Linked DNA regions of Mus musculus: region 2 is linked to region 1. The links are chromatin contacts, found by Hi-C in ENCODE. All regions are on one chromosome and are shown on one strand. Each heading gives the region's core, a stretch centred on a gene start or an enhancer-like site at or near the end of the contact. The rest is flanking DNA. Distances are from core to core; before and after follow the strand shown.

Region 1 (5,676 bases), core at 1,082-3,581:
TCCATCCAGATTAAATAGTCAATTCACTTTGTGTTCTTTTGTGGTTGTAATTGTTTCCATTTCAGTCTCTGTAACATTTTGTAGACATTTGTAGTAAGGGCATGGAAGAGTAGACTTTTTTATTATTATTATTGATTTCTTTCTAGTTTATATAGTTCTTTTAGAAGATTGATTAAATCATCATGTTAATTTAGGACATATATAGACTTAAAGTAAGTTAAATTTTATTTCTAGGCTACCCCAGCACTCAGGCTTTTTCCAGCTTCCTTTCTGGTGACTTTTACTGCTCTCTTTTCTCTTCCATGCTTTAAAAGCCAGGGTGCCACTGCAGTCTGTCCCACCTCTGAACGATTCACCTTTTCTTCAGGTCACATCGTGTGCTACGTGGAAACCTGGGTGCTGACAGTTTTGCCTCCTGCCCGAACTAGCCTCATTTTGCCTTGAGTCACCAGACAGCAGAGCCCCTTTCCTTCTTGACTGTGGAGACTGGCTTCAGGATCTGGTCTCCAAGGCAGACAGCCATGTGATCTGTTCATCTTTGTTTCAAGTTGGGGACCTGAGAAAGACTTACCAGGGACACGAAAGCAGGGAGACACTTGCCTGAACTATCTATCCTCTCTGCTGTACCCCTGTCTCCTTACTTTTTAGTTCCTGGAATATATAAATCCACACTTCCAAATAAGGCCAGGTATCCTCTGTTGAGGTTGTTTGTATCAGAGGAAGCCTGAAGGCCGCTATTTTTAGTAGTTAACTGTAGCTATGGAAAATTTCCTTTCTGGCTAGGTAGTAAACAAATGACCATTTAGGCCCTTCATAGTCAGACCCAGAGTGTTCCCCTAGCCATACATGAGAGGCGCAGGCTTTGCCATCCCAGAGCAAAACCTTTAGTCATATTTCAGCTACCAAAAGCGTGCTGCTACCTGATCTAGAGTTAACACTGGCACTTTGGGGCTTTTAAAGTATTAATGAGTCTCCAGGGAGGGGTCTACAGCTTGGCATTAAAACTCATCTGAAGGATCACACAAAGCTCGGCTGTTTTGAGTTTTCCGCTGAGTCACCGTCTGACATCAAGGTGGGCCTGTTCTGGGAGTGAGTGACATTCTCAGACTTTCCCAGACCACAGAAACCTATATCTTTCCCAAGTGAATCTCCTAGCTTGTGGATTTCATCTGGGGTAGACAAGCTCATGGCTCTCAGAGCTTTGAATCTAAGCAGACATCCACAGGTTTGTTGAGCGGCACTTGCAACCTAAATCAGCCAGAGTCCTCGTGTATTCAGTGCTGAGGCTCCGCTGTGTGGGAAACTGAAGATCTGCGTCTCCTTCCCTGATCTTTCTTGGACGGTTTGATTGGTAGTGCATCAAATGGTCACGTGGGCTGTGGTCCTTCCTGCTCTAAGGACTGTGCACAAGATGTTCACATTTATTCCCCCCACCCCCCAGCTACCCTGCCACACACAATTAACCTCTGTTTAGCCTTCAGATGGGGGAGGAGGGGAGAAGGGGAGGGAGGACAGGGAGAAGCCACTTTTAACCTTGAATAGAGGTTAAGCTCCATCAAACTCTCTTAGAACAAGCATGCTTTACCAACGCAGCATAGGTTATATACAATGTGTGTTCAGATACAGGGCGAGTTTTTCTTTTACCCACGCTGTATAAGCAGACTGATTCACAGCAGATGCTACTGCAGCCTCTCTCACTAACGTGCATGGTCTGAATGACTTCATTTTGAGCCACAAAGTACTGTTCAGAAAACCGATCTGAAGTGGCCTCAAGCTTTGCCCGCTTTCATTCCCCGCAACCTTGACAAAATGGTGGAGAAAAGAAACAATGCAGATTTAATCACGATGCTAAGGAGTGACGTCATCGCTGCGGGTGCCGTAATGACACAGTTCTAGAGACTGCGGACTTAGGCGGTTTTACATAAGCTTTAGCGAGCACCGGAAGAAGCAAGCTGGTTAAGTAATAGAAATGCGGACCAGAACTTGTGCCTGGGGCTACTCGCAGAGTCAGCAGGATTTCAAAGGTAAATGGTAATCTGCAGAATCGAGGAGCTCAACCTTAGTCAGCTACAGGGTGGATCCAGTCCACACAGGCTCCGGTAGAAGAGACACACAGAAGACTCTCCACAGAACTCAGGAAGTGTGAGATAATAAAATATAGAGAATGATTAAAGTAGAAAGATGTTTAAAATCTCCATGAAGTGAGTTAGAACTCCAACAGATACATTGCTTTGCTCATTTGTACATTTAGTTCAGCCAAAACCCACTAGAAAAATGAAGGTGGCTTTGTCCTCAAGGTCACCTTATGCTTGCATCTGCAGTTTCCATTCCTGGGATGGTTTGATTAATGGCCGTTTCCCTCCACACAGAGGAGGAGCCCAGCTCTGCTCCAGTGCTGTCCCTTGCTGCCTCCCTGGCCTTTCACTGGATAAGGGGCACTGCCTGCATCAGCGCCTTGAGGCACCAGATAAAAATAGCATCTAAGCAACTGTCTGACCTAAAAGTCACCAGAGAAACAGATGCTGTGAAAGTTAACATTTCAGAGAAGACGAATGTCTTACACCTCCATCTAAGTATTAGGACAAGAAAAGACCTCTTTCCTCCTCTTTAAATGTAAAATAAATAATAAATAAAACCAATCAGTTCCTAAACTGATAACTATTCCCTTTCTTCTTTTCTCTACAGATTCACTGGTCCACAGCTAAGCCATGTTTCTTCTGAGGCCTTTTATTCTCATCCCTGCCAGCGCTGACCTCCCTCATGAGGAGCATGAAGTGCAGGGTGGGTGTTTAGCAGGATCGTTTTATCATCCTCTCCAACCACAGGGGAAACTGAGGCTTTTGAAACTCAGGTTGGATGCTGAGTAATCACGGCTGTGTGTGTCAACAAGCAAGGGAGGTGACCGCCATTTCTCCTTCCCCTTAAGGGTTGTTTGCCCTTGCACCCATGAGAGATGGCTTCTGCTTCAGTTCTTTGCTTCAATACCTCCTATTCACTGAATCCTTAAAGGAAACATTTAGCTACCGCTGCACATAAGTTGGTTGCATAATAGGAAAGAAACGAGCCAGGGCTGGAGACCTCATCTCCACGGAAGCATTGTAAGGCCAGCGAGGGCTGTTTTACAGAGCCAGCCATGACTTGGGACTCCCTCTATACCCTTTCATCACCATGACAACAGGCAGCTCCTACTTCACACATCCAGGAAAAGCAGCTGACATCTCAATGCTAAGAACACAGGGGAGAGGTTTACAAAAAAACCACAACAACCACCACCAAAAAAGTCTTTTTGTTTGCCTGTCAACAGAGAGAACACCCCCCCAGAGTAAGTCAAAACCTCTATTCTTGCCTTCAAGAAAGATCTGAAAGGAAAGTGTTGGGGCTTTTTCCCCTGGTCCAAGGGGGCCCCTCAAGCAGGACCCACTGCAGACTGGCATGGCTCCTCCGAGTCTCCGGAAGGGCTGGCACCGAGAATACTCCCTTGACTTAGACTTGGCCATTGCAGAAGCTGCTAAATGACAGAGCAGTGAGACTTAACAGATACCTTGTGCTGAGGCCCTGAGATGGTTTCCTTTACATTTCTTTGAATAAAGGAAAGATAACTTAGATAATCTTTCCTTCTTCCTTCATAACTTTGCTACTAGAAGCCTTATTCCAAGTTCATAATAGATAGTTTAGGGTATGGGATTTCCAGTGGTGGTTGGTAAATTTTTTGGTGAGTCTAGTGTTCTGGTCGGGGCCGTACTTACTTGTGTTTAATAAATACCTCATCTGATTCTTATAACAAAATCACCGGTGGGTATCCTTTGCCTAAGAGATGGTTAGCTGAAGCCTGGAGGTGTGACATGATGGCTAAGCTCACAGAGCTTGCAGCAGCGCGCGCGTGTGTGTGTGTGTGTGTGTGTGTGTGTGTGTGTGTGTGTGTGTGTGTTGGGGTTGGTACTCAGGTGTATCTATCAGACTTGGCAGCCTTATCTGTCCACTCTCTATGCTGTCTTGGAGACTTCAGTCTGCTTTCTGAAGATTGTTAGAGCAGAGCATACAAGTACAAGGGGGAGCCTAGCGTCCACACCCTTTTCAGAGTTTAAGTAGTGAAATATAGCCAGACCAATACTTTCATATTTGCTATCATCAATATATACGAGGCATACATCCATTTTCCAGCTCATTCTCCCATTCAATCTCTGCAGTATCTATTGATTTTATGATTCTGATTCATGGTTACAACAAAGGGTTCTTATGACAAAGTCATTTGCGCAGAGTCCCTGGGCTATTTCTTGTGACACTTCGCATGCAGATAAACCATGCCTATGTAGTCTAACAGAAGTCAGAGCTGTATGGTCATCATGTATGAACCAGGGCCCTTTTCATCTTTCTCATGTTAATTGCATTGGCTGTCTTTGAGGCAGTCACTTTTGTGCAGAGTTCTGTAAATCCTTTGATGTTCATGACAAAGAGACAGGCTGTGGCTAGGTGGTGGTCCTATCACCCCGGGAGCCTCTGCAGAAGGCATCCTGGGAGACCCGTAAGAGCTTCTCCTGGATTTATGGCTTTTTTTTTCTTTTTTTTTTCACCCACTAAAGATTGTTCCGTGGTGATAAGAAAGTCCAACACACCTCAAGCCTTTTGACAAGTTGTTTGTGTTATCCAACATGTTTTGGACATTGAGCTCAACTTAACCAAAGCAACCACGTCCATGTCTGGCTGCAAGTCAGCTGAGAAAGAACAGGAGTCAAGAGAGAATGTAAGGGACATTCTCGAGTTCCCCAGATGCTCCACCGCGCACCTCATCTGTCGCCACTATTTATTGTTTTACTGTGGGCCTGTGCCATAACAGCCTGCTGGCAAGACACTGAAGGGCAAGGAAACCACCCCAGAGTTCTAACTGCTCAATGGCTCTTTGGAAAAAAGTGGGGGTGGGGGCACGATCTTCAAACAACGCACACATTCTTTCCCCAGATGTGGGAAGTCGTGTCCGGTGATTGACAAGCAGAGGAAACAGACTGCTCTACCTGATTGGACTTCACTTAGACGATCCAAACTTTAAATCTTTCCTAAGAATGGGGTGGGGGGTGTCTTTAAGAAAAACAAAGGAAACCAGTCAGAAACAAAGATTTAGTGGAGCGAGCTGTAAACTGAAAACAAAACCCTGGGATCTAAGAGAAAGGAGAGGGTAAAATTTTTTTCTCCCCACTGCGGGTACATTTCTATTCTGTGTGGCTGGAGTCTGCCCCAGAGGAGTCTGCAATGTCAAGGTGGCACATTTAACCTCTTTGCAGACAAAAAGCACTGCAGATGAGACTATACTGCAGGACTTCTCTCGGGTACTTTTTCAACTGTATTGATTGGCAGCTGCAAGCAGGGTTATAGTTTTCTACTGCAGGGTGATCTTGTTCCTGAAGGAATGAGCGAGAAAGGCTCGCAGGAAGTGCTGTATTGGGGAAGGTGCAGATGGGAGGACCTTCTCAAAGACAGCACAGTTGTTAGCCCTGACTTCTCCTTTAGCATTGTGTTTTTCTAGAGAGGATGTAATGAGGAACCGGGCATATTCCCTGTCCCCTTGTCACCTCTTAACAAATGATAGGTAGCAGGAGGAGAGAGATCTGTGAAAACTGTGAGGGAAAGGATAATATGAAAGTAACCGAAGAAGAATGTACTGTTAGAGATATTTCCTAACTG
Region 2 (5,676 bases), core at 1,076-3,575, 220 kb after region 1:
AACTCTTGGATGGAGAAAAGGAGGTCGGAAAACCTCAATTTAGTTGTTAAAACAACTTATCCCTATAAACCCCCAATAGAGCTTGGACTTGATCTCACAGGTTTGACTACACAACTCTTCCGGTTAAATGTCTTCACTGCCAATGACAGTGAGGCAGTATTCTAAAGTTCAGTTACATGGTTTGAGCCAACTGTGGTTTTCATGCAGTTCATAAGTCTTTAAAGTCAACTCAGGATCCGGGAGGAGAAGCCAGAGAATTTGTATAAAGCAAGAAGAAGTTGGCGTCAAGTAGACAGGCTGCCATTCTCCAAACCAAAACCGTGTCTCGATGTTATTCATTATTTCCTGCTTTTTAATCTTATTATTATTTTATTGTTGCCTATTTGAGTTGGGGTAAATCAGAGTTACATACTTAGAAATTATTACATTTTATTTATAATTAGTCATAAGGCTGAATTTACACACAAGTATGTTTTAAAAATTTCATAATGTTTATTGGTTGATTTACACACAAGCCTACCGTGAGCCATCCTAGTAGGCGTGACTGTATTTTTAGACCAAATAAACACTCCATAACAAACACAAATTGCAGTTCGGTTTTAGCTCCTACCACCACGGACAGGAAAAAAGGACCCAGTACCCTACGCTGATCATTCAATAAAAATCTTCATCCAAATTCAAACTCACAAACTCATCCTCAAAAGTACCGTTTGAATATTATCTTATTTCAATAAAAGAGCAACTGTAGGTTTTCCATTACATGGCACAATCCTGAGTCCATCCTGATGCCGGAGGGAGTCTCCCCACGAGCTGGCCCTGGTGCAGTCCATTCCTACTGCTTTCCTGTGAAAACCCACTGAATAGGATGCTTTTCAGGGGGTAGGGGGGCTCTGCCGCTCCAGGCTGCCTTTGCTCCTCTGTCAGGGTTGCCTTCCTTCAACATCAGCTCTGCTCAAACCTCTAGTAGCTTTCTCGACCTGGAATTGAATTAAATTGATTAATTTAAATTCAGTGCTGAGACTGAATCCGAGGCCTTATGTAGAGCTGGCACGTGCTCCATCCCTCAGCTCAGTACCCAACCCTGCAGCGACTTCACCACTCAGGCAAAGTGGAGGACCTGCAGGACCTGGGCCATCTAACTCCTGTCTGACTACTTGCCGGAATAAGCCAGCAGGCCTCTGTTACTGAAGCTGGCTCTTCCTAGAACTCGGTGAAATGTCCTATGTAAAGCCATGCGGCTACGTTCTTAGTCTATGCTACTTAACAAAATCCCCCAGAAGTGGTCATCTAGAGAGAATAAATGTTGACATCTTACTGTCTTGAGTTCTTGTGGCTTTGGAGGCTGGGAAGTTTAACACAAAGGATTGGAAGGTTCGCTGTTTGGTACAAGACAATGATCCACCTTCCAAGATGGCATCTTCTTATTTTATCTTTAGTGTGTGGTGGTAGTTGGCGGTGGGGTGGGGTGAAAGTTGTGCGCTCACGTGTCAGACAGGTGGAATGCAAAAGGCTCAAAGTCTTTTCCTTTAGCCTTTCTAAAGCTGTTACTCTCACTCATGAAGAGTCTCATCTGATGACTTAGATTGTACAAGCCCTTAATAGTATCACATGGGAATTTTATTTGCAAGATGTGGAATTTGGAGCAATACATATATGTAAGCCACATTGAAGACTTTACTAAAAAGATACCTACCTTCTCAGTGATGCCATCCCAGGATTCTCTGCAAAACTTCAGCCCAGTGTCCTTACTCCCAATGCTTGAGATCTCGCCATGAGTGCTTCTGTTGAAGTTCATCTGTAACTGTCTAATATGATGTAGTCCCTTGTCTGTTTCCTTCATTGGATGGTGAGCCCCGTGAGACAGTTGAATTTGTGTGTGTTTGTATGTATATTTTCTCTTTAACTCACTGAAGCTTCTCTAATGTCCGCCCTATGGTAGGTGCTCAAAGCATCATTGGTGTCTGAATAAGATTCAGATACAATTAAGGTTGTACATTCTCTAAATAAAACAACAAAACTACTTTTCACTTATAAATTTGTTGGTTTACAAATATTTCCTACTTACACGTATGCAACCCATTCACCCAGTCCTAGTTAATAGTTCTAAAAATCAGTTCTAATTATTTTGCAACATAATGTCCAAACTGAGATATTTATATTTTTTTTCTGTTTATTCTACTTTCTGGAACATTTGATAGCAGCTTTCCACCACAAAACATTTTTAGATTAAAATTACCATACCCCCTGTGGTCATCTGTGGGCATTTGTGACAGACTCCGTGCTGGTACTGAGTGAACCATGCTGATTGGACATCGGGGGCTCTCACAAACTTTAAATTTCAGCAAATGCCCAGAGACTAAGCCCGAAGAAGCCAAGCTTTCCTGAAGGTGAATGACGCCAGGTAATTTGTCTCTCGCTGCCCCTCATGGAGAATTGCCTTCTGTCAGAAGTGCTTGCTTAAGCTTTCAGTAACCTTACCGTACTGCTAAGGATTTTAAAAATAAATGAAAATTGCATTATTGTCTAAATTCGGTGCTCTGTTCTGTACAGTAGGTGGGGAGCTACCATATTCTAGAACTCTATTTAAACTTCATGGCTTGAAGTTGGCCTGTGAGCTGACTATCAGTATCACCAAGATCCACATTAACTGGGACTGCATCATCTTACAAACCAGATGCAGGAGAAACCAGTTATATTTTTCTTTACAGATATCTTCTCTGCTGATGTGTCCACCAGCACTAAGCTATTTGATAAATGATAAAAGACTGTCCTTTCTACAATACTTAGAAACTTAAGTTATCACTTGAATTTAGATTCAGATCCTTAAGATAATATTAGGTTAGAAGATTATAACTTACTTTACAATATATCTTAATTACATTATTTGCTGAGTAAAAGTTTTACTATGAAATATTTAAATGTTGTAAAAACTTGCTGTTCTCATTAAATGGATTTTCTTCCAACAAACCACATTATCATTTTCATGTTGGTTGTTACATGTTTATGTGCCAGTAAAATAAGTACTGGCATCAAGACCAACAGATGCTGTCCAGAGCTGGGCTGATAATTTTCCAGTGTGATGGCTGAGCTTCCGAGCTCATAGTGTGACACTAGCCACACTCCACACACCTGCTTTAATTGATAACTAAATGCTAGTGTTCTGAAGATTCGTCTATTGAATGTTATATAAAACAGGGTCTTCTTTAAGTTGACTGCACGTAGCTTTTATTTAGTAAGATGGAAGAGCAGAAACTTACTTGAGGTGATGTAAAGTCTGAGTTAGGAGTACTGGTTCTGTAGTGACTCTGCCAGAATACCAAACCCAGTTCTGCTTATTAATATTCATGAGTCGTGGGACATGTTATGTGACCTGAGTCTGTTTCCTGGTCTATGAAACTGGTAAAGCCACCTGGCTCATAAGACGGTTGTAGGTCTCAATTAAATAAATACATGTAAACTTAGCATGGTGCTTAGCTCGTTTTAATACTTAGTAAATGCTTTTACTTACAGTAAAGCTTGCTTCACGAGTTCCATTCTCCGGCCCCTCCATAGTGATTGGTTCAGATATTTTGCTAATGAATATGAAGATGTATATTGGGTTACTAGCCTGGAATTGCTAAGATTCCATTCCTTACCTTTATATCTGTCATCTTGGCACACTTAACAATTCAGGTGTGACCTGATAAGCTACCTTACTGTAAGTTTCAATTATGCAATCACTTAACAATATTTTTTTTCTAAGGGAAAATGGCAGGTTACCAATAGAGTAAATAATTATGTGTCTAATTTCTATGAATTATGAGATTAATTATAGTCAATGATTTTTATTTTTGCATGTGAGTAATCAGACATGAAATAGAGATTAATAGATTAACCCTGACTATGAACTGTGCAAAGTACATATATTCATGTAAATGCTAATTTTATAGAATGTGTATATATAAGGTATGTAATTCTAAATATCAAAAGGAATATAAGTGGGAAGGATGTTTGCATATGCACGTGCTCACGTCTGGAATGCATAACTGGCATTGCTCAGACAGGTTCTTGTTATCTTTCAGAGGGCCTCATGAAGATGCAGGCTGTGTCTGTTGGACTGCTCCTCTTCAGTATGACCTGGGCGGCACCAGTAAGCATTTGCAAAATCTGTCTCTCTAGTTTCCAAGCAGGCTTGTTAAGAGGTGAAGAAGCACTAAACTCAGAAGCCCGCTGCTTATGCAAATCATAGGATAGTGCTATGCTCTCCCTTTCAGAGTCTTTGAGAAAACCAGTAGCCTCTCGCAGCACTCCAGGGCAGCTGCGATCAGTGCAGAGTGCTCAAAGACAGAAACTGCAGTGAATCGAAAGAACCTTATAATATTTTTCCTTGAGGGATTTGACACGAATGTGTAAGGCTTGCTAAATACATAGATGGCACTGAGAAGGGACTCGAAAGTCTCTGTGCTCTGGCAGCATCTTGACACACACAGTAGGATCCCCTCAGAGATGTTCTGTTCTTTGGCGAGGCCAAAATGGAGCTGATACTCACGAACATAACCTAACTCAAACTCCCGCTGCCTTTTCTGTCTTTTCTTCTTCTGACTCACCCGGATGAGTTCTCAGGATGTGACCAAATTTATCCTGTGACAAAGCGGAGCATTGCAGATGTTTTCTGCAATTCAGACACGGGGCAAATTAGATAATGTCTTACTGGCATCCTAGATCTCAGAGAAACCTTCTTGTTAGGGAACTAGAGAGGTGTGCACTCATCCCAAGCTGACCACGCTTAAATATAGGCCCTGAGAAAGTGGGTGAACATCTGGGTACCAGAGCCATGAGGGTAAACCATGGCATCTGGAGAAGGGGCAGAAGTGAGGGACTCAGACCCAACCCCTATTCCATTCCCAGCTCCCACCCCTGTTTCAGACACACACAAACACACACATATACACTCACTCACTCCTACCCTACCTCCACCCCCATCCCATGCCCCACCCTCATTCCCCACCCCTGCTTCACATACATACACACACACACACACACACACACACACACACTTATCCCCCATCCTACCTCCATCCCCAATCCTATGCCCCACTCTCATCTCCCTGCTACACACACTCACACTCACACACACACACACACACACACACACACCCTCACTCCACCCCATCCCTCACCCCTGCTTCACATACACACACACACACACACACTCAACCCCCACCCTACCTCCATTCCCCCACCCTATGCCCCACCTTCATCTCCCACTCCTGCTACACACACACACACACACACACACACACACACACACACACCCTCACTCCACCCCATCCCTCACCCATGCTTCACACACACACACACACACACACACACACACTAAACCCCCACCCTATCTCCATCCCCCACCCTATGCCCCACCTTCATCTCCCACCCCTGCTACACACACACACACACACACACACACACACACACACTCACCCCCACCCTACCCCCACTTCACACAAATCCTTACACAGTGGTAGGGACTGTGCTGAGTGAACCTTGGTCCCACCCGATCCTCATGAGGTCAATCAGAACCATACAGGCATGCACTGAAGCCTGCTGGTGGCTGAGTGGGTCTTGCTGACCCGCTTCAGTCCAACCAACTGAGGAGGAGTTATTTTGAGCAGCCCATTCCAGGGAACAGCCGAAGTGTCC

What was found. A loop is a pair of places that touch in the nucleus more often than their neighbours do.
Region 2: a loop to region 1 is called in a map of v-Abl transformed pro-B cells, with 2.7 times the contacts of the local background. The contact joins the promoter of Mepe here to the enhancer-like site in region 1. A Hi-C loop is called at or near these places in 1 of 37 maps with a recorded cell type or tissue (v-Abl transformed pro-B cells).

Annotation. Positions count from the first base shown.
Region 1 is chr5:104,107,325-104,113,000 of GRCm38, forward strand. All of the region lies in intron 1 of Sparcl1 (SPARC-like 1), which reads right to left. It overlaps LOC330143 (a long non-coding RNA gene), which reads left to right. Exons shown (of 3, transcript XR_003955771.1): 1 at 1-2,024; 2 at 2,686-2,781; 3 at 4,581-5,676. Among named protein-coding and RNA genes, the nearest start is that of Sparcl1, 3.9 kb to the right of the region's middle. Within about 2 kb of position 2,332, at least 1 of the 3 ENCODE cell types and tissues checked has a DNase peak (open chromatin) inside an H3K27ac peak, as active enhancers do.
Region 2 is chr5:104,323,004-104,328,679 of GRCm38, forward strand. It overlaps Mepe (matrix extracellular phosphoglycoprotein with ASARM motif (bone)), which reads left to right and starts at 2,326. Exons shown (of 3, transcript NM_053172.2): 1 at 2,326-2,401; 2 at 4,062-4,129. The coding sequence starts at 2,392.